Linked DNA regions of Homo sapiens: region 2 is linked to region 1. A link is a loop called in an ENCODE intact Hi-C map of the cell type or tissue named here. Cell type or tissue: GM12878. All regions are shown on one strand. Each heading gives the region's core, and the rest is flanking DNA. Links, peaks and the distances in the headings are about the cores only.

Region 1 (10,910 bases), core at 1,720-9,719:
TTTAGTAGTAACCACAGACCAGGTAGAGTGCTGGCCAGGGCAGGAAGTTCTATGTCAACAGTACTGGCAAAGCCCTATTTCTCAGGTGTTTCTACTTGTAATGAGCAAGGCTTGGAGACCCCTGTACTCTCTCTCCAGGCAACTCTGTTCAAGATACTTTGGGAAATTGGGACAATAAAGAGTTATCTACTATAACCACTCTTTAGAAAAGCATCTCTGACTTCTCAAAGACTCAGATGTTCTTTTGCTTGTCAGAAAATGTGGCTTAAGCCAACATCTGGAATGGAGAAAAATACAGGAACCACAAAAAAAGGTAATTAAATTAATAAAGAATGCTTTTCAGACATAACATCTCATAGGCCAAAAATATGTTTTCAGAACTATCCAGAACACAGTTACAGAAGTTACTTAAATGCTAAATTTTAGTAGATTAATTCCTGGAGGGTGCCATTTAAGAGCAAACCACTGTGACTTTTTGGGCCATGCCAAGAATGGCATCCCAACTTCTTTTCTTTGAGAGATCGAAGGACCCATAAACAAAAATGTACAAATATTGTCACAGGATTAGAGGCAGGTTGATCATTTCATTCACTGAACATTCAGAATCCACAGCTGAGTTGTTCACCTATTCTGAAATAAGGCATGCCAAACAGATACCTTGATGATATCCAGTCCAACCTCAGGTGCGCTGCAGATATATGCTCAACATGTGATCAGTTTTCCTTGAAAACTTAACACTTTTGCTGATGGGCAAACTCAGTATTATGGAAATATGTTCTTTTCCTTGATAGAGAATACTAATTTTCACAAAATTCTTCTTTAAATTAAAAGCTGAAATCTATCTTCCATTTTCCCATTGGGAGCAAAAAAGAGAAATTATGCGCCTTCTACCATATGGCAGTCTCTCAAGTATATAAAGACCATTATCATGTTGCCACTAAGTCTTCTCCAGTCTAACTGTTTCCAGATGTTTGGTTTCCTCCTCATCTTGGTCACCTCCCCTCGACAGATACTAGTTCTTCAGTGACCTTCCTAAAATGGGGAGCCCAGAACAGAATAATAAGGAGAATAATGTGGGTTTAGGCTAACCAACAGAGTTCAGGGGGACTACAGCCTCCACTATCTGGAAGCAGCAACAGTGTCATGCTGCTTTCTCATGGTTCACCAGGATATCTCATTCACCAAGATATTTTTTCCCCCACAAAAACTGCTATGAAGCCAGATAGCCCTCATTTTGTATGTATATAATTTTGACTTTTCTTTAAAAAATCAGAATGATATATATCTCTATTAAATGTTATCTTGATAGTCTCATCCCATCAATCCAGTCTTTCAAGGCTTTTTTGGGGGACAGGGTCTCGCTCTGTCACCTAGGCTGCAGTGCAGTGGCCCAATCACAGCTCACTTGAGCTGCCTTGACCTCCTGGGCTCAAGCAATCCTCCCACCGCAGCCTCCCAAGTAGCTGGGACTACAGGCGCAAATCACCAAGTCTGGCTAATTTTTAAAATTTTTTGTAGAGACAGGTTCTCCTTATGTTGCCCAGGCTGGTCCAGGCTATTTCGAATCTTACTTTTAAATGATGAACTGCATCAGACATACAAAATGATGACAACAACGAAAAGAATCTAGAGAATAGGATGACATTCAAGCATTTGCCCAATGCCCAATTTAAGAACACATCACAAATAAAATTGTAGCTTCTAGTACATGGCTCCTCAATTTCACCCCTTTCCTCCCCATTCAGAGGTAATGGTCTTATGCCTGAATTTGTGTTTGTCAGTCCTATGCTTGAAGGTTATTTTGAATCTTAATTTGCTCACAAATTTGATAAGCATGCAATCTAGCTTGCCTTCATTTTTTTTATGGCTACTTTTAGCCATTAACAGCATAATCATAAAGCATCATGCTATAAAGTTGCAAGAGATTCTTTCCCTATCTCCTCAAAAGAATTTTCACTTGGACTTTCCAGCATTTGAAGCTATGTCACCAGCATCAGTCTTTTGACTTCATATACCTACCAAATAAGTAGCTTTACTTTCTTTCTTTCTTTTTTTTTTTTTTTGAGACGGAGTCTTGCTCTGTCACTCAGGCTGGAGTGCAGTGGCACAATCTCTGCTCACTGCAAGCTCTGCCTCCTGGGTTCACACCATTCTCCTGCCTTAGCCTCTCGAGTAGCTGGGACTACAGGCGCCTGCCACTATGCCCGGCTAATTTTTTGTATTTTTGGTAGAGACGAGGTTTCACCGTGTTAGCCAGGATGGTCTCGATCTCCTGACTTGGTGATCCGCCCGCCTCGGCCTCTGAGACCTGATTCGTCTAAGCTCTCCTGGGCCTTTGTTCAGGATTCTATGGTCCTAGGTTTGAGGCATATGTGGTTACCTAGAGCTCTTTGACTGGAACTTGAAACTTGCTTGTGAAAGGGAACTCAGAGATGTATGCCCAGGGACTTTTTGGCCTCTGAAAAGACTTTCTAGTCTCTAGAAAGCCCAGAGAAGCAGGCCCTGGTGAGCTGCATTCAGAGAGCCAGTCAAGGTTCTTTTTAAAGCATGAATTATTCTGCTTTGTGGTACCTGAACTGAAGAATGAATTAATGGTCTTAAATTGAAAGCATCACATTCACATGGTAAAGGGCTTTGTATCTGGATGCAGCACAACATCAGAACATAAAATACACTGGATTTTTTAAAAGTTGTATACAAGATGTTGGGATTGACATTATAAGTTCTGTCCCAAGAGGATGCAACAATCATAATGGCATATATGTTTAGGTATACTCTTAAACATGGGATAAAGGAGTAAAACTACATATAATACTTATAAATACCTTACAGAGAGGAAGGAAATAGCAGGTAAGTACACATAAATCAAAGGGAAACAAAAAGCTCTTGTTGGCGCTTTTAATCTTCTTCTCATTGTGCAATTCACTTTTAGCAGTCAGAGCAACCTTTGCACTACTCCCACAAACTGAAATTTTTTTCTTTGGCCAAACTCATAGTATCCATGAGCCTGATGAAAACCCTTCCAAGTACATAAATTACCCTTAACAACGGTACAAAAATAAAACACTGCTGACCCACTGTGCATACACCCATCCATCTTTTTAGCTATTACCCCAAGTCAAAACAGCCCACTCTTTACCACAATCAGAACCACAAGCACTGCCTGGAATGACAGGTTTTATGATCAGCCTTCCACTTTCTTCATGAATAATATTCTCAGAGGTCATCTAAATCAAATGCATACAGTTTTATCACATTCACTGCTTTTTAAAAATCTGTTTATAGTTCACCTCGCCAGTGAACATTTTGGGGTAGCATGGGTTTTCCCTGTGGTAGGCTGATGAAACCCCAAACTAACTAAATCTAGGGCCTTCCACTTTACCACAGAAGGTGGCCAAGAAAGAAGAGCCAGGCTTCTACTGTATCTGGCCACAAACCAGTCCTATAACCCCAGGCGATTGTCACCATGTGCCACACATGGTTAACCAATCCAATCAGTCACTTTTCCTACAGGAAAAGCAAAATAAGGAACAGATCCCACCATTGGTAGAGACATTACGTCTATATCCAGAAGACAGCCTGTACTCAGATACAGCAGCTGTGGATATAGGCTCCTCATCTCTCTCAGTTGCATACATTTCAGACCCTATAGGTCCATTCCGTGTAGCTAAGTTACTGGCTACTCAAAAGGCAACCAAAAAACAAGGTTATTTTGGTATAACAGAAAGAGTACATCTAACACCCTTGACAAGCCCTGCACTCTTGGGTTCAAATTCTAGCTCTGTAACTGCCTTGCTCTCTGAACCTCAATTTCCTCAACGGGCAAATGAGGGTGATAACACCTCTTCTCAGAGTCACTGTAAGTAAAATGACCAGTTCAATACTTGGCAGAAAGACGGGGCTCAACAAAGGTTGGTCTACTTCCTACTGACTTCTCTGCTCAGAACACTTTCTTTCTTGTTTTCTGCATTCCTGGGTCAAAATCTACTTCTTAATAAATTCCTTAAACTGCCTAACCAATTTTAATAAGCTACTACTGTCTAGCTTGTTAAAATTGTATGTGTGTGTGTGTGTGTGTGTGTGTGTGTGTGTGTGTGTGTGATGGTATTAAATTTAATATCCCAAGTTTAATTTTGCTACTCAAAATGTGATCTACAGACCAGCAGCAGTGGCATTATCTGGAAGACCATTTGGAAGTCGGACTCTCAGGCCTCACCTCAGATTTACTGAAATCAGAATTTATATGATAGCCAAGTGATATGTTTACATCTTAAAGTTTTAGAAACACTGTTCTATAACACACATGGACAGTCAATAAGTCAGAGCCTAGGCTCTGTACTTAAGGAATCAAGGGTGGTGCTTCTGCTTACAGGACATTTTGCTTACAGTGACTCTCAGAAGATGTGTTATCACCCTCATTTGCAAGTTGAGGAAATTGAGGTTCAGAGAGCAAGCAAGGCAGTTACAGAGCTACAATTTGAACCCAAGAGTGCAGGGCTTGTCAAGAGTGATAGATGTGCTCTTTCTGTTACACCAAAATAACCTTGTATTTTGGTTGGTGGCACTTCTGCTGTTGGTGATGTTCTATGAATCTACTTCATAAAGCACCTTACTTACTGGAAGAAAGCAACTACAACCGCAGCATTTTCTTTCACTGGAAGAACAGACTGATTGCAAACTTCTTACTTTGTATTTTTAGAGGTTAACAAATGATGCCCTAAGTACACTGGCTTCAAAGCAATATTTAAATTTTCTATATTAATGCAATCTTTGTTTTATATAATGGATACTTTGAATATAATGAGTAGTATCAGCATTCTGATTATATGTAAACTAAGCAACATTTTGGAAAGGTACTTTCAGGTACCACTGAAAGGTACTTTCAATGTAGTAATTTATTATTTCTAGGATGCAATGAACAACAGACTGAGTAGTAAAAAGCTTCCACAAATTCAATGTTCTTAAGACAGAGCACAGGTTCTAAAGCAAATCTCTGTTTCTAATGTAAACTGCAATTCTGTGCACATGCCTTTCCTCCTTGCATCAACTTTCTGAAAACATTTCTTAGTTCTTTCCACTTATTCATGAAAGAACAATTTTTAAGGCCCCTGAAAGTAAAATTTACCACCCAAATTCCTAAAATGAATCACCAAATGCCAGATGAAGGAGACTGGTAACTTTGTATATCAGGAAACAAAAACCAGTCTGCCTGAGTCATCTCTGTGATCAAAGATAACACAGCCACAGCCAAGGCTTGGCGCAAACAAATAGCTCTGCAAGCGCATGCCAGAACCTCATGTTTAATGGTTTTCTCACATTAAAATGCATAAGTCAGCTCTGTGAAACAAGGAAGTGAAACCTAGGACACTACATACATAAGAAATACTCTCTTGAGTTTGGTTTCTTACCCTTCTGCTCCAAATCCACTTCAATTTTTGGTAGAAACACAAAAATGAAGGTACTGTTTTGTCAAGAGCTAAGCAGAAAGGTAATAGCTAACTAATATGATAGGCTTCTGAAAGGTTTCATGAGAAAATTTTAATACTTCTTGGAGGCCTACATATTTAGGCCTTTGATCCAAAATGAACAAAGTAATCAGAAGACGGCAAATGCCTGAAAAGATGTAACACAAGAAGTGGTAATAGGCTCTAAAAGAAGAGAACCCTGTTATATTATTTCATGAATACTCTATATTCATGGCTTTTTTCAGGTACTACAAACGTAAAAGAGAAGACGAGTGGGAATTCATGCCACATGGCATTACCATTTACATGCCACCCATTGCACCGGCTCGCAGACTCTTCCAGAGTGAAGAGGCAGATGTCCTGACATCCTCTCGAACCCGTGGACAGAAGATACATACCAGAACCAAGCCTGCTCCGTGCTAGCCAGGCTCAACACAGGAATAACGCAAACATGGGGCTATGTCTTTCAAAAGGAGTATCTCCTATCAACACCATCCACCTGCCTTGGAGCAGACAGGGCTCAAAGAAAACATTACTTACACAGGTTCTAATGAGATCCTGTACCCACAATATAAGCACCTTACTCTGAAACACTGGGGGCAATGGCAGGAAAACCCAGGCCTCTGCTTTCACAAGACCCCTCCCAAAGTTTGTGTGTGTGTGTGTGTGTGTGTGTGTGTGTGTATACAAGTTATATATATATACACGCACACACACAATAGTTATATACAAAAGTTTTACATATAATATATATAATAGTTATATATATAATAGTTTTTAATATATACAATAGGTTTACATATATAAAAAAATATATAATATGGCCGGGCGCGGTGGCTCATGCCTGTAATCCCAGCACTTTGGGAGAATGAGGTGGGCGGATCACAAGGTCAGGAGATCGAGACCATTCTGGCTAACACAGTGAAACCCCATCTCTACTAAAAATACAAAAAATTATCCAGGCGTGGTGGCGGGTGCCTGTAGCCCCAGCTACTCCGGAGGCTGAGGCAGAAGAATGGCGTGAACCTGGGAGGGGGAGCTTGCAGTGAGCCGAGATCGCGCCACTGCACTCCAACCCAGGCGACAGAGCGAGACTCCGTCTCAAAAAACAAACAAACAAACAAATAATATATATATATAAAATATATATGATATATATAAAATAGTTTCTGAAATAAGAAGAAGATAAAATATTCCCGTAAAACTCCCACGCCAACCTAGACAATTTCTACACAGCATGACACTACCTCATAATGAAGGGAACAAAAGGTCCCATGCTGAGAGCAGAAGAAGTACCATCCATCGGGGAAGCGTAGAGTCTCTCCAACACCAAAAGTAAGAGAAACATGCTTGGATGACGATTTGGTTCTCCCATATCACTGAAACAACAATTATTACACATGAAAGATTTCACATTTAGGTAGTGAAGCACTCCTCCTTCAAACATTTTTCTCATGAAATAATTATGTATATGGCCGGGTGCGGTGACTAATGCCTGTAATCCCAGCACTTTGGGAGGCCGAGGCGGATGGATCACGTGAGGTCAGGAGTTCAAGACCAGCCTGGCCAATACAGTAAAACCTCATCTCTACTAATACAAAAAACTAGCCGATGTGGTGGCGCATGCCTGTAATTCCAGCTACTCGGGAGGCTGAGGTGGGAGAATCACTTGAACCTAGGAGGCGGAGGTTGCAGTGAGCCAAGATCACGCCACTGCACTCCAGCCTGGGTGACACAGTGAGACTCCATTTCAAAAACAAAATTATGTATATGAAGTGAGACTCCACAATCAAGGGGATAGTTTTCCTTTTTTCTTTTTTTTTTCTACGTTCACTTCTTATCTCCCAAATGTGCATCATAAGAAAAAACTACTAGCAAAACAGGGAAATGGGCTTTCGTACAGGATCCTCTTCTCAAAGCTTATCATTTACATAATTAGAGTACGCTATTTTGATTAGAACTGTTCCTACAGTAGAGACGTGCCTGTTCCACAGTATGAAATGTGAAACTTTCAACATCCAAATGTATTTAAGAAAGCATGAATAGTCACTAAAGGCCAGAAAAGCACATTAGCATAAACTACTAATGTGAGCAAATGCATCATAACCAGAAGTAAAATTCATTACTTTTATTTTCTAATTATAAACAATTAGTGTACATTCATACCAAGTGCAAAATTATAGGAAAAATACAAAAGACATGCTTTATGATGTCCATACTAAAAATTCCACTACCAGCTTCAGAATGTGTGTGTGTTTTTTTTTTCTTTTTTTGAGACGGAGTATTTTTCTGTCACCCAAGCTGGAGTGCAGTGGCAAGATCTCAGCTCACTGCAACCTCTGCCTCCTGGGTTCAAGTGATTCTCCTACCTCAGCCTCCCAAGTAGCTGGGATCACAGGTGCGCACCACCAGCCTGGCTAATATTTGTATTTTTAATAGAGACAGGGTTTCGCCATGCTGGCCAAGCTGGTCTTGAACTCCTGACCTCAGGTGATCCACCTGCCTTGGCCTCCCAAAGTGCTGGGATTACAGGTGTGAGCCACCACACCAGCCAGAATGTGATTTTTAAGACAATGGTGAACTATAAGACTGGAAAGCCCTCGTAATGGCTTTGCTCTGTGTTTCCAAGAACACTGGCCATTTCTGCTCAGGTAGACAAGAACCATTTCTGAACACAAGTGATCATATTAGTCAGCTAATCGCTATAGTTTCACAATGGTAAGTTGCAACAAGCCAGTAATAAAAAATGACAGGTATGCATAAAGCAAACTCAATATGTAAACACAGATTTTTTTAAAAATAGGAAGAAAATAATTCATAACAGAAGAAATCACCATGTGATTCCTAGTTTCTGTACCACCGAAAATGGAATTAAGTTTGATAAAATTTAACATAAAATAGCATTTTTAAAATATAAAGACAGGATTTTACATAACTTTTCAGGTACAAATTTACTACAGAGAACCAAGCAATATGATATAATTACAAAAAAGCACTTTAATAAAAAAGCCAATTTTATGCAAGGAAGCAGTCTGACCGTGCACAGTGGCTCAAGCCTGTAATCCCCACACTTTGGGAGGCCCAGGTGGGCAGATTGCTTGAGCTCAGGAGTTTGAGACCAGCCTGGGAAACATGACGAAACCCCATCTCTACAAAAAATACAAAAATGGGCAAGGAGTGGTGGCCACCACTGTACTCCAGCTTGGGTGACAGGGAAAGACCCTGTCTCAAGGAAAAAATTTAAACAAATTTAAAAAAGGGAAGAATTTTATTAAAAACAGCTGCCTAGAGGGAAAATCTCAATTACTAAGGTAATTCACATCCTTGAGGTCATTTTGCCCCACCCAATTCTCTTCTTACCTGTCTACTGTATTGGCTACAGTTTCCAACTGTTTGAGAAGAAAAGGATAGAGTTCTGGGAAACGAGAGAAAAACTCTCTCCCTGTCATTCTGTGAAAGAAGGAGGAAAAAATTTATTATCATTTATTCCCTTTGATCTGACAATAAAGCCTTTTTTTTAAAAAAAGGAAGATAAGTACGGTTGTTTGGATATTTAATTAAATACAGTTAAAAACAGAATCTACAGCATCTTAAGAATTTAACAATCAACACAAATGGTAATTCTGATTTCTGAAGTGCTCTCAATCCATGAACTTTTATCTCAAAATTTAAGATTATGTATGTTTACAAATATTTGATATTAAATTTTATCAGGGAAGAAATATGTAATCTGTGCCAATGCCAAGTTTCCACAACTGATTTGGACTATAAGTAGAGTCAACACCAGATTGACTGAGACTGACTCAGCTTCAGTGATAAGGACAGGTCTAGAACAAGCGTTCCCAACCCTGGCACCAATGACAGTTTGGACCAAATAACTCTTTGTTTCAGGGGACTGTCCTACACATTGTGGGATGTTTAGCAGCCTCCGTGGCTTCTACCCACTAGATGCCAGCAGCACAACACCCCTCCCCAACAATCATGACAATGAAAATGTCTTTAGACATTGCCAAATATACCTTGTGGGACAAAATGGCCCCTGATTGAGAACCACTGGTTTGGAGTATGGTTATGAGAAGTACAGTCTTGGCATGTGAAGTTCTGGAAATCTAATCCTTGCTGAACTTGTAAGAATTATCTTTTTCAACTTTATAAAAACTTCTCTTGAACTACGAAAGTAGAATAGTTCCTCAGGCTGCACCACTGACCAAAAAGCTCAAGCTAAATATGGCATTTAGGAACAAACTGTCTCCATAACTATTAAAGAATTACTCCGAAGGGGTGACATAAATATTCCCTAACCTACCCATTTTTATCAGCTCTACATGTTATGTTCCTATTAATTGAAATCCAGAATATCACATTTTAAAAAAACTGAAACGTTTTTACACACAGCAAAATGCTGTGATCAAGTGTACCATTCAACCCACACATACATACACTCGTAATCCACACCCCTATCAAGACTCAGAAAATTTCCATCATCCCATAAAGATCCCCCATGCCCCTTCCCAGCAAACTCCCGCCCCACAAAGGAACCTCTGATTTGATTTCTATCATTACAGTTTGGTTTTGTCTATTCTAGAATTTCATATAAATGTAATAATACATTTTTGTTTGTTTGTTTTTTTGAGACGGAGTCTCACTCTGTTGCCCAGGCTGGAGTGCAGTGGTGCGATCTCGGCTCACTGCAACCTCCATCTCCTGGGTTCACGCCATTCTCCTGCCTCAGCCTCCCAAGTAGCTGGGACTACAGGCGCCCGCCACCACGCCCGGATAATTTTTTGTACTTTTTTTTTTTTTTTTTTTTTTTTTTTTTTTTTTTTTTTTGAGACGGAGTCTCGCTCTGTCGCCCAGGCTGGAATGCAGTGGCGGGATCTCGGCTCACTGCAAGCTCCGCCTCGCGGGTTCACGCCATTCTCCTGCCTCAGCCTCCCAAGTAGCTGGGACTACAGGCGCCCGCCACCACGCCCGGATAATTTTTTGTACTTTTTTTTTTTTTTTTTTTTTTTTTTTTTTTTTGAGACGGAGTCTCGCTCTGTCGCCCAGGCTGGAATGCAGTGGCGGGATCTCGGCTCACTGCAAGCTCCGCCTCGCGGGTTCACGCCATTCTCCTGCCTCAGCCTCCCAAGTAGCTGGGACTACAGGCGCCCGCCACTACGCCCGGCTAATTTTTTGTATTTTTAGTAGAGACGGGGTTTCACCGTTTTAGCCGGGATGGTCTCGATCTCCTGACCTCGTGATCCGCCCGCCTCGGCCTCCCAAAGTGCTGGGATTACAGGCGTGAGCCACCGCGCCCGGCCAATTTTTTGTACTTTTATTGGAGACGGGGTTTCACCGTGTTAGCCAGGATGGTCTCGATCTCCTGACCTTGTGATCCGCCCACCTCAGCCTCCCAAAGTTCTGGGATTACAGGCGTGAGCCACTGTGCCCAGCAATAATACG
Region 2 (10,296 bases), core at 1,712-9,711, 130 kb before region 1:
TTCTTGGCTGGGCCCATGGGCACCCAGCTAGAGACTACATGTCCCAGTCTCTCTTGCTTTTGGGAGTAACAGGTGATTAAGTTCTGAAGACTGGGATGACACTAGAAGTAGTATCTGTGCACTTTCAAGTCATGCCTTAGGAAATGCCCATGATCTTTATTTCTTGGGTTTCCCCTTCCTGCTGGCTAAACAAGGACAAGATGGTGGAAGCTGGAGCAAACAGGTGGGACCCTAAGATAGAAACTATGTGTTTAGGACAGCAGAACAACAAAGTATGAGAACCTGGTGACTCAACACTGTCAAGATACATTGGCTTTGGACTGTTTCTATCTGATTTAAGCCACAGTATTTATGTTTCTATTACAACATTTAAAACAGAATCACAGGCCGGGCACAGTGGCTCACGGCTATAATCCCAGCACTTTGGGAGGCCAAGGCAGGTGGATCACCTGAGGTCAGGCGTTCAGGACCAGCCAGGCCAACATGGTGAAACCCTGTCTCTACTAATACACAAAAATTAGCTGGACATGGTGGCGCGTGCCTGTAATCCCAGCTACTCAGGAGGCTGAGGCATGGGAACTGCTTGAAGCCAGGGGGCGGAGGCTGCAGTGAGCCAAGATCATGCCACTGCACTCCAGCCTGGGAGACAGAATGAGACTCCATCTCTAAATAAATAAATAAAGCAGCATCTAACACTATTGTTTAAACAAAGCAGTGTTGTTTTTATTTTTTAGAAAACTAGATTCTCAGTTTATTACAAAGATGAGAATCTAGATGAAGAGACAGATGAAAAGACAGATACACAGGGAGAGGTCCAGAAGGATCCCAAGCACAGGACTTCCTCTCCCTATGGAGCTTTGGGGTGTGCCACTCTCCTGGCACATGAGTACATCTTGTTCACCACCCAGAAGCTCTCTGAACTTTTCATTCTTCAGGGTTTTTAAGGAAGCTTCATTGCAACAGCATGATTGATTTAAATCATTGGACATCGGTGATCAACTCAACCTTCAGCTCCTTGTTTTTAATAGTAACAGTTTTACTGAGATACAGTTTACATACCATAGAATTCACTCATTTAAAGTGGCCAATGCAGTGAACTCTGGTATATTCACAGATATGTGCAATCACCACCACGGTCAATTTCAGAACATTTTCATCATCACAAAGAGAAACTCTGCACCCTTTATCTATCACTTCCCTATCCTCCCATCTCCCCAGCCCTGACTAAGCACTAATCTACTTTCTGTCTCTATCAGTTTGCCAATTCTGGACATTTCCTTTAAGTGGAAATTTCCTATAAATGGAATCAGATAATATGTAGTCTTTTATGACTAGGTTCTTTTACTTAGCATAATGTTTTCAAGGTTCACCCATGCCGTAGGATGTATCTGTACTTCACTCAATTTTGTGGCCAAATAATATTCCATTGTATGGATACATTACATTTTGCTTACTCATTCATCAGTTGATAAACATCTGGATTGTTTTCATCATTTAAACTCCGTTCTTTCACTTTTTCTAGAACAGGGACTGTTGTTCCAGATGTACTTTACTTCTATCAACTGAACCTCTTTAAATGTTCAAAATGTAACTAATGATTCCTTTGATCATCTATGGGCATCTACGCAACTAACATGATGAGTATTTTAGACCTTGAGGAAGATGCTAATTCCCAACGCACCAAGAAACTCATGTTTCCCCAGGAGCGTCTTTTATTTATTTCTCTCCAGTTCTGTTAATTTTTTTCTCCCTGGAAAACTCCCAATTTTCATTAAATATCACTTTATTCATGTAGTGGACATAACAACTGGTTAAAAACAGCTTTAGATAAGAATAATGCCTTGGCAGGCTTGTTAGGCTGCCTGGTGACTTCTTAGAACTTGGTGTTTTTTTGTTTGTTTGTTTGTTTGCTTTTTTTGAGATGGAGTCTTGCTCTGTTGCCCAGGCTGGAGTACAGTGAGACAATCTCGGCTCACTGCAGCCTCCACCTCCTGGGTTCAAGCGATCCTCCTGCCTCAGCTTCCTGAGCAGCTGGGATTACGGGCGCATACCACCACATCTGGCTAATTTTTATAATTTTTAGTAGAGCTGGGGTTTTGCCATGTTGGCCAGGTTGGTCTCAAACTCCTGACCTCAAGGTGATCCGCCCGCCTCAGCCTCCCAAAGTGCTAGGATTACAGGTGTGAGCTACCGTGCCCGGCCCTGGTGTTTTTTTTTTGTTTTTGTTTTTTTTTTTTTTTTTGAGACAGGGTCTTGCTCTGTTGCTCAGGCTGGAGTGCAGTGGCATGATCTCAGATCACTGCAATCTCTGCCTCCTGGGTTCAAGCAATTCTGCCTCAGCCTCCCGAGTAGCTGGGATTACAGGCGCCCACCACCACACCCGTCTAATTTTTGTATTTCTTGGTAGAGATGGAGTTTCACTGTTGGTCAGGCTAGTCTCAAATTCCTGACCTTAGGTGATCTGCCTGCCTTGACCTCCTAAAGTGCTGGGATTACAGGTGTGAACCACCATGTCTGGCCGTTTTTTTTTTTCCCCTTCCTGGGCTATAGTTTTTAGCAAATCATCTCCATTCCTATACTCCCTCCACCCCACCTGACTTTTCTGGGGGCTTTTTTAGCTCCTAGTGACCTCCTACGTTTGGCTCCCTGGCTTGCCTTTGAGTGACAGATCTAAGGAAATTGGACCTGCTTGTTAATTCTTACCCTTGGTTTTATCTCTGCCCAGCCTCATGCTCTCTGAACTTCATGATCTCCTCTATGAAGTCTTCTTCAGCCTCTGAACTCTCACTCCCTCCTCTGGGTTCCCACGGCCCTGGCACACCTTGTTACTAGAGCATTTAATGTAATTATCTAACTTTCTCTCATTAGACTATAGCTCTAGTCTCTGTTCATCTCTGTATCTTCAGTACCTACACAGCAGTGCTAGGTTTATTGTAAGGGCTCAGGGTCCACAATGTTATGCCACCACCATCAGTGTGGCTGTGTGGAATCTGGATCTTCAGGTAATTTTCCTGTGGTATTGGCTGCCTTCTACTTGTGATTCTGTGAGGGTGCTATCTTGTATGCACCTAAGTAGCATGTATTTGTCTTAAGACATCTTCCCAGGAAGCTGTTTTTCTTACTTCGGTTCTATTTCACTACCAAAGGACATGTAAAACAGGTGGGGCGCATCTGGGCCTCCATCCAGAGCCAGCTGGGCCATGTTCTGGGGGAATATTTAAGCCTTAGCGATGTATTTGCATACTTAGTTCACTAGGTTGCAATCCTAAATACTTTTGGAATTGACATGCTTACTCCTCTTTAAATAAAGAGTCCAGCTAGAGAAATGGGGAAAAAACAAGGGGTTTGGGCATATGTGTTTTGGGGGGAAGGTTCTGTTATCCCTTTGAACTCTAATTAAAAAAATGCCTAAAACAGGCTGGGCGCAGTGGCCCACATCTGTAATCTCAGCACTTTGGGAGGCCGAGGCGGGTGGATCACCTGAGGTCAGGAGTTCGAGACCAGCCTGGACAACATGGTGAAACCCCGCCTCTACTAAAAATACAAAAAATTAGCCGGGCGTGCTGGCACAAGCCTGTAATCCCAGCTACTCAGGAGGCTGAGGCTGGAGAAGAATCGCTTGAACCTGGGAGGCAAAGGTAGCAGTGAGCCGAGATCGTGCCACTGCACTCCAGCCTGGGCAACAAGAGCAAAACTCCATCTCAAAAAAAAAAAAAAAAAAAAAAAAAAAATCCTAAAACAAGAGAAAAGAAAGGTGGTGTCCAAAGAAGTCTTTTGAAGTTATACTCGAATTGAAAAACCAGCACGAACAATATTTCTGTAGATGTTACATACACATATCACAGGGGTTCTGCCTGCTAAGACTGTTCACTTTTACTGACATCTTCTGAGTAAATGAGAACAAAAAATCCTAGGTCCCGGAACAAGATCAGAACCAGCCTTACCTCCACACATGTCTGCATGTGGTGGGAAATGACTTTGGAAGCAAGTCTCAGAGCTACACTCTGAATTTCAGATCTAGAAAAATAAACAAACAAAAAAACAACACAAAATTACAATCAGACATATTTCATACACCGGTTTTTGCAGATAGTCTGTAATCCATGCAGAGGTGAATACTGAAAATCTCTACCTCCTGGTTACAAAAATGCCTCCGGAAGCAATTACCTTTTGGTTATTAATGCAAATCACTGACATCATTCTATTGCTTGAGTTTAGAACTCTTAGGCTGAGGTTTAGAATGAAATACAGGACCTGAGACCTGAGGGCAGGATTGTGTGCAAGTTCATTACATAATGACTGATGGGACCATACATCTTACCAAGGTTGCACAGGAGGTTTTGGGGGCAAACCTTTCATTGGAAGCAATATCCATCGTCCAGATCAAGAACTCCTTTGGGGTCAGATGGACACAGTGCTCCGTCTGGGGAAGCCACTCACCAGGGTCCATGCAGTGGAGAATTTTCAGTATCTGTGTAAGCCAAATCCGCACACAAAAAAGAGAAATAAATACTCAGGGAGATGTCTCTAGATGTTACATGATAATCAATTGTATCAACAAGAGGTCTACCTTTCAAAAGGCTCCCACTGACTTCTTATTTCCCCCATAATACCTTTGGGAGACTGAGGCAGAGTGATGCAATGACTAACCAGAGGGCCTCTAGTGACTTGGGATGGGAGCCAGATGCCCTGATTTTAGGCCAGTGCCCTTTCCTTTTGATTATGCTTCCCAGGTGGCCAACTGCCCTGAAATAGCCATGTCAGCAAAGACTACCTCTGACACACTCTACAGTGAATTTTTAATGATCTGTTTCCTAAACATCCCAAAGTGGTTTGCTCTGTCTTTGGTTAATCTCTGCCATCAATACTCCTATCATCAAAAGCTTTTCTTGGTGCCCTACCAGGTATGACGCCATGCCAACCACCATAAAAAGAGAGTCCTTATCCACTGGCTGCCGAATCTACTTCCTATTGCCCCTGGAGAGCCTAAACCCAATCTTGCCTTCATGATCCTACCATTCCAGTGGCTCACAAAAGAATGTGGGGAGTGTAAAGGGCCAGTCAGTACGTTGGAGACTTTACCTTGCAGAAGCATTCTGGGTGATTTTCCTTCATGGCCAACAATAAGAACTTCTCTCCCATGTTGCACAGCAAGGGTGGCACGCCCTTCTCTCCAAGTCCAGAGGCTGCTGCTAAGAACTTTTCCAAGAGGGCTTCCAGTGTTAGTGAGCGCACTTCAGGGAAGGCAGATTCTAACAGCTGAGAGAAAGAGATGGGGACATTCGTCTCCCGCTCTCCACTCTTGGCTGCCGCGGCCCACACTGCAGCAATGGCTAGTCTGGTGAGGCTCTGGAGGTACTGGGGCAGGCCTGGCACCTTGAAGGCCCAAGGGAATCCCGTTATCAGCTCTGATCCTGAGATAATCCCTCTGACTTCCTCCCAGAAGCCAAGACTCTCCAGAACTAAGAAGCAAAAAAAGCAAAAGGGAAAGAGATAATCACTTTAAATTTCCACAAAAGGACATGAAAGAATGAAGACTGAATCCACTGCGTGAGGCCATCAGATGTCTCCCATAAGCAGATTTCAAACACTGTCATAAGTGAGTGGCCCTCTAAGGTTCAGACTTCTAGTCCACAACAATTTCCATTTAGGTAATGTATAATTTTTCCAACAGGGGCACAAAGGCATTACTATTAGAAAATGCGTTCCTGGCACCCCTCCTCAACATTCAATAAATACGAACTCAGTGACCTCTTATCACCGAGCCTCAAAGCTGACCATGAGAAGAGGACATCTAGTATAAACTTCCTTCAGGGGTGAAGCTCCCCTCTGTAACACCCTTTCCCAGAAGCTCTTGGTTGAACCCTACAGTACCCTGGAGCTCATGAGACAGCTTATTCCATTGTTAGTAGATCTAATTGTCAAAAAGTTCTTTTTGTGTTTCTACTCACTGGCCTAATGCTACATTTTGAGGCTCCCAATGACAGCTCTTTAGACATTTGATTACAATTCTTGTGTCCCCTCTGTCTTCTCCAGATGAAACATTCCTACTTCCTTCCTCAAATGATGGGGTCACTGTCTCTCATTATTCTAGCTGCTTTCCTGTGGACATGCCTCACCCTCTCTTAAAGGATGGCCAATAGGCTGGATCACAAATCTCCTGCATGGTTTGACCCGCAGGACTATTACTTTCTCTGTTCTGAACTGGAGTTGCATCACACTGTTGACTCATATGGAGCACAAAGTCAACTGAAACCACAGCCCTTCTTTTTTGACGTGGTCTACTGATGGTGGTGAGTCATCTTTCTCCCACTTTGTACTCAGTACTTAAGCCAAGATGTGTTTTCTTTGTTTATTTTAAGCCCAAGTATATCCCTGTTAAATTTTATCCTCCTGTTAAGTTTTATGGTCTACCTTTCATTTGCCGAGATCTTTTCATATTCTCAGTTCTGATTAAAAAAATAAAAAAACCAAAAACTTATTGCCTGCTTACTATGTGCTAGGAGCTAAATAAGATCACTGCCCTTAAGGAGTTTATAGTCAGTCTAGTTTGAGAAAGAGAAATGCATGAACACATAATTCCAATATAGTGGTACAAATGATAACCTAGGCCTCAAAGAGGAAGACAGGTGACAATGTGTTAGCACCACCAAAGGCAGGGGAACCAGCTGAGCAAAGGCTCAACAAAGGCATGAAACAGAACGGACCATGTGGGGAACTACAGGCCATCCCATAACACTGGAGCATAAAATTTGAGGTGGGAAAGGGCAGGAGATGAGGCTAGGGAAGAAATGTGGCTAGAGTACAGAAAGCCTCCTAGACAATGTGAAGCAGCTAGTTCTGTATGCAACGGAATGCCACTGGGGGGTTATTTTAAGCAGTAAGGTCAGGGGCCCATTTTCACTGAAGTGCTCTTATCGTTGAGGAGGCAATATTAGAGGCAGGGAGACCAGTTACAACACTACTGCACCGTAGTCCAGGAGAGAAATAAATGACGAGGGCCTTAAGTTCAGAAGGAATCAGGAGAAGGTGGGTTTAAGAAACGCTGAAGGTCTGAAGCCAAGGTGATCATTTAAAAAGGCAAAAAAGAAAGAAAAAAAAACACTGAAGGGATAAAACTGGCAGGACTAGGGAATGAGGGTGCGGACTAGGGTAGGAGTCTCGGGTACCTCCCAGCACCCAGTTCTTCACACATGTTCATCATCTAATAGAAATTGGGTAAACCAGCTGGGCGTGGTGGCTCATGCCTGTAATCCCAACATTTTGGGAGCCCAAGGTGGGAGGACTGCTTGAGCCCAGGAGTTTGAGACCAGCCTGGACAACACTGTGAAAATCTATTTCTACAAAAAATAAAAAGTCAGCTGGGTGGGGGATCACTTGAGCCCAGGAGGTTGAGGATGCAGTGAGCCAGGATGCTGACACTGCATTCCAGCCTGGGCGACAAAGTGAGACCCTATCTCAAAAACGCATACAAAGTAGTTGGCAAACTTCAATTTCACAGGAATGCCTAAATGCCCAAAATCAAATAATTACTAAAAATGTGGGCAAGCTGGAGGGTGGAGGCCTTTGGTGAGCAGGCTCCCTGCTGGCCCTTGCCTCAAACGCTCTTCCAGGCTCTCACTAATTCATTAACTAGCCCTCTTCGGTTTGAGTCATCCCCCACTTATGAATCCTCTTAATTGTATCATTCTGTCCATGAAGTTTTATCTACAAGAACTTATGACAGACTTCACCAAATGCCTTGCCAAAATTTAGATATTATATTCATAGCATTCTCTGATAAATCCTGACAACTGTACCCAAGATGTTAACAAGTTTATCCTGGATTGGCTTACCAGACAGCATTTAAGTGATACGCATTTATAGCTAATAAAACACCGTTTATATTTATCATCTCATTATAACTCAGAGAACTCTGCTGACTTCTAGAAAACTAACATAAACATAATGCATATGTAAAACATTCAGGTAACAGAAAAATTTATTTGAAATTGAAAATTTGCATAGACTTGCAATAATTCGAGATTTAAAAATATAGAGTATTTATGTAACACATCAAATTGTTTCAAAGTCTGTCACAGGGGGCAAAATGGGGACTGGACTTGGGCTCCAACATGATGGGACCCCAGGGAGGCCACCATCTGGGGCTGCAGACAAACCTCTACTGTTTTTTTTTTTTTTTTTTTGAGATGGAGTCTCGCTCTGTCGCCCAGGCAGGAGTGCAGTGGTGCGATCTCGGCTCACTGCAACCTCCACCTCCAGGGTTCAAGTGATTCTCCTGCCTCAGCCTCCTGAGTAGCTGGGATTACAGGAGCATGCCACCACGCCTGGCTAATTTTTGTATATTTAGTAGAGACAGGGTTTTGCCATGCTGGACAGGCTGGTTTCGAACTCCTGACCTCGTGATCTGCTCGCCTCAGCCTCCCAAAGTGCTGGGATTACAGCGTGAGCCACCGTGCCCGGCCATACCGCTACTCTTAACTCAGACACTGCAGAATTCCCAGCTCACCAGGAGGCATCTTTTTATTTTTTTATTTTTTTGGAGACAGAATCTCCCTCGGTCACCCAGGCTGGAGTGCAGTGGCACAATATTGGCTCACTGCAACCTTCGCCTCCCCGGTACAAGTAATTCTCCTGTCTCAGCCTCCAGAGTAGCTGGAAATACAGGCACACGCCACCACACCCAGCTAATTTTTGTATTTTTAGTAGAGACAGGGTTTCACCATGTTGCCCAGGCTGGTCTCAAACTCCTGACCTCAGGTGATCTGCCCGCCTCGGCCTCCCAAAGTGCTGGGATTACAGGTGGGAGCCACTGAGCCCAGCCAGGCAGTATCTTTATAAAGCAGTGGGGGAAACCCTGGGCAGCTGGGATCTTCAACCTCTGTGTCATCTCTGTTTCAATGTCTAAAAACCGAATCTCATAACAATCTAATAATAATAAGAGCACAGTACTATCATCTCCAGGTACCATTTCCCTATCCTTCCTACCCACTGCTGCTAGAGGACAGCATTACATTCAAAAGGAATTTCATTTATTTGGCACAGTCAGAAATATGGCTCAGAAATCTGCTCTTAAAATTGTAATTAACGGCCGCCCGGGAGGCAGCGGCTGGAGGAGCGGACGGGCCCCGCGGGGCCCGAGGGCAAGGAGCAGCCGCCTGCCTTGGCCTCCCAAAGTGCCGAGATTGCAGCCTCTGCCCGGCCGCCACCCCGTCTGGGAAGTGAGGAGTGTCTCTGCCTGGCCGCCCATCGTCTGGGATGTGAGGAGCCCCTCTGCCTGGCTGCCCAGTCTGGAAAGTGAGGAGCGTCTCCGCCCGGCCGCCATCCCATCTAGGAAGTGAGGAGCGCCTCTTCCCAGCCGCCATCACATCTAGGAAGTGAGGAGCGTCTCTGCCCGGCCGCCCATCGTCTGAGATGTGGGGAGCGCCTCTGCCCCGCCGCCCCATCTGGGATGTGAGGAGCGCCTCTGCCCGGCCGAGACCCCGTCTGGGAGGTGAGGAGCGTCTCTGCCCGGCCACCCCGTCTGAGAAGTGAGGAGACCCTCTGCCTGGCAACCACCCCGTCTGAGAAGTGAGGAGCCCCTCCGCCCGGCAGCTGCCCCGTCTGAGAAGTGAGGAGCCTCTCTGCCCGGCAGCCACCCCATCTGGGAAGTGAGGAGCGTCTCCGCCCGGCAGCCACCCCGTCCGGGAGGGAGGTGGGGGGGGGTCAGCCCCCCGCCCGGCCAGCCGCCCCATCCGGGAGGGAGGTGGGCGGTCAGCCCCCCCGCCCGGCCAGCCGTGCCGTCCGGGAGGGAGGTGGGGGGGTCAGCCCCCCGCCTGGCCAGCCGTGCCGTCCGGGAGGGAGGTGGGGGGGTCAGCCCCCCGCCCGGCCAGCCCCCCCGTCCGGGAGGTGAGGGGCGCCTCTGCCCAGCCACCCCTACTGGGAAGTGAGGAGCCCCTCAGCCCGGCCAGCCACCCCGTCCGGGAGGGAGGTGGGGGGGTCGGCCCCCCGCCCGGCCAGCCGCCCCGTCCGGGAGGGAGGTGGGGGGGTCGGCCCCCCGCCCGGCCAGCCGCCCCGTCCGGGAGGGAGGTGGGGGGGGATCAGCCCCCCCGCCCGGCCAGCCGCCCCGTCCGGGAGGTGAGGGGCGCCTCTGCCCGGCCGCCCCTACTGGGAAGTGAGGAGCCCCTCTGCCCGGCCAGCCGCCATCCGGGAGGGAGGTGGGGGGGTCAGCCCCCCGCCCGGCCAGCCGCCCCGTCCGGGAGGGAGTGTGGGGGGGGTCAGCCCCCCGGCCCGGCCAGCCGCCCCGGCCGCCCCTAC

The links. Hi-C counts contacts between places; a loop is a spot of excess contacts. Peaks named below come from ENCODE experiments on the same cell type or tissue, not always from the same donor. Only the 100,000 strongest peaks of a DNase experiment are listed, where the experiment ranks them.
Region 2: a loop joins it to region 1, with 4 times the contacts of the local background. A loop is called at or near these places in 4 of 110 quality-filtered maps.

What each region holds. Positions count from the first base shown.
Region 1 is chr2:43,421,388-43,432,297 of GRCh38, forward strand. THADA (THADA armadillo repeat containing) reads right to left here. Exons shown (of 38, transcript NM_022065.5): 27 at 8,826-8,915; 28 at 6,713-6,844. Among named protein-coding and RNA genes, the nearest start is that of THADA, 170 kb to the right of the region's middle. RefSeq lists enhancers at 4,591-4,670, 4,709-5,908, 5,063-5,152, 5,173-5,232. In GM12878, for the core only: no CTCF peak of the experiment used is centred there; DNase peaks (open chromatin) are centred at 2,414, 3,456, 4,464, 5,184 and 2 weaker places; H3K4me3 peaks cover 489 bases; H3K27ac peaks cover 4,440 bases.
Region 2 is chr2:43,287,752-43,298,047 of GRCh38, forward strand. It overlaps THADA (THADA armadillo repeat containing), which reads right to left. Exons shown (of 38, transcript NM_022065.5): 32 at 5,083-5,462; 33 at 4,353-4,471; 34 at 3,945-4,017. Among named protein-coding and RNA genes, the nearest start is that of LINC01126, 66 kb to the left of the region's middle. RefSeq lists enhancers at 5,083-6,282, 9,381-9,882 and a silencer at 5,559-5,853. In GM12878, for the core only: no CTCF peak of the experiment used is centred there; DNase peaks (open chromatin) are centred at 6,250 and 7,686; H3K4me3 peaks cover 427 bases; H3K27ac peaks cover 2,031 bases.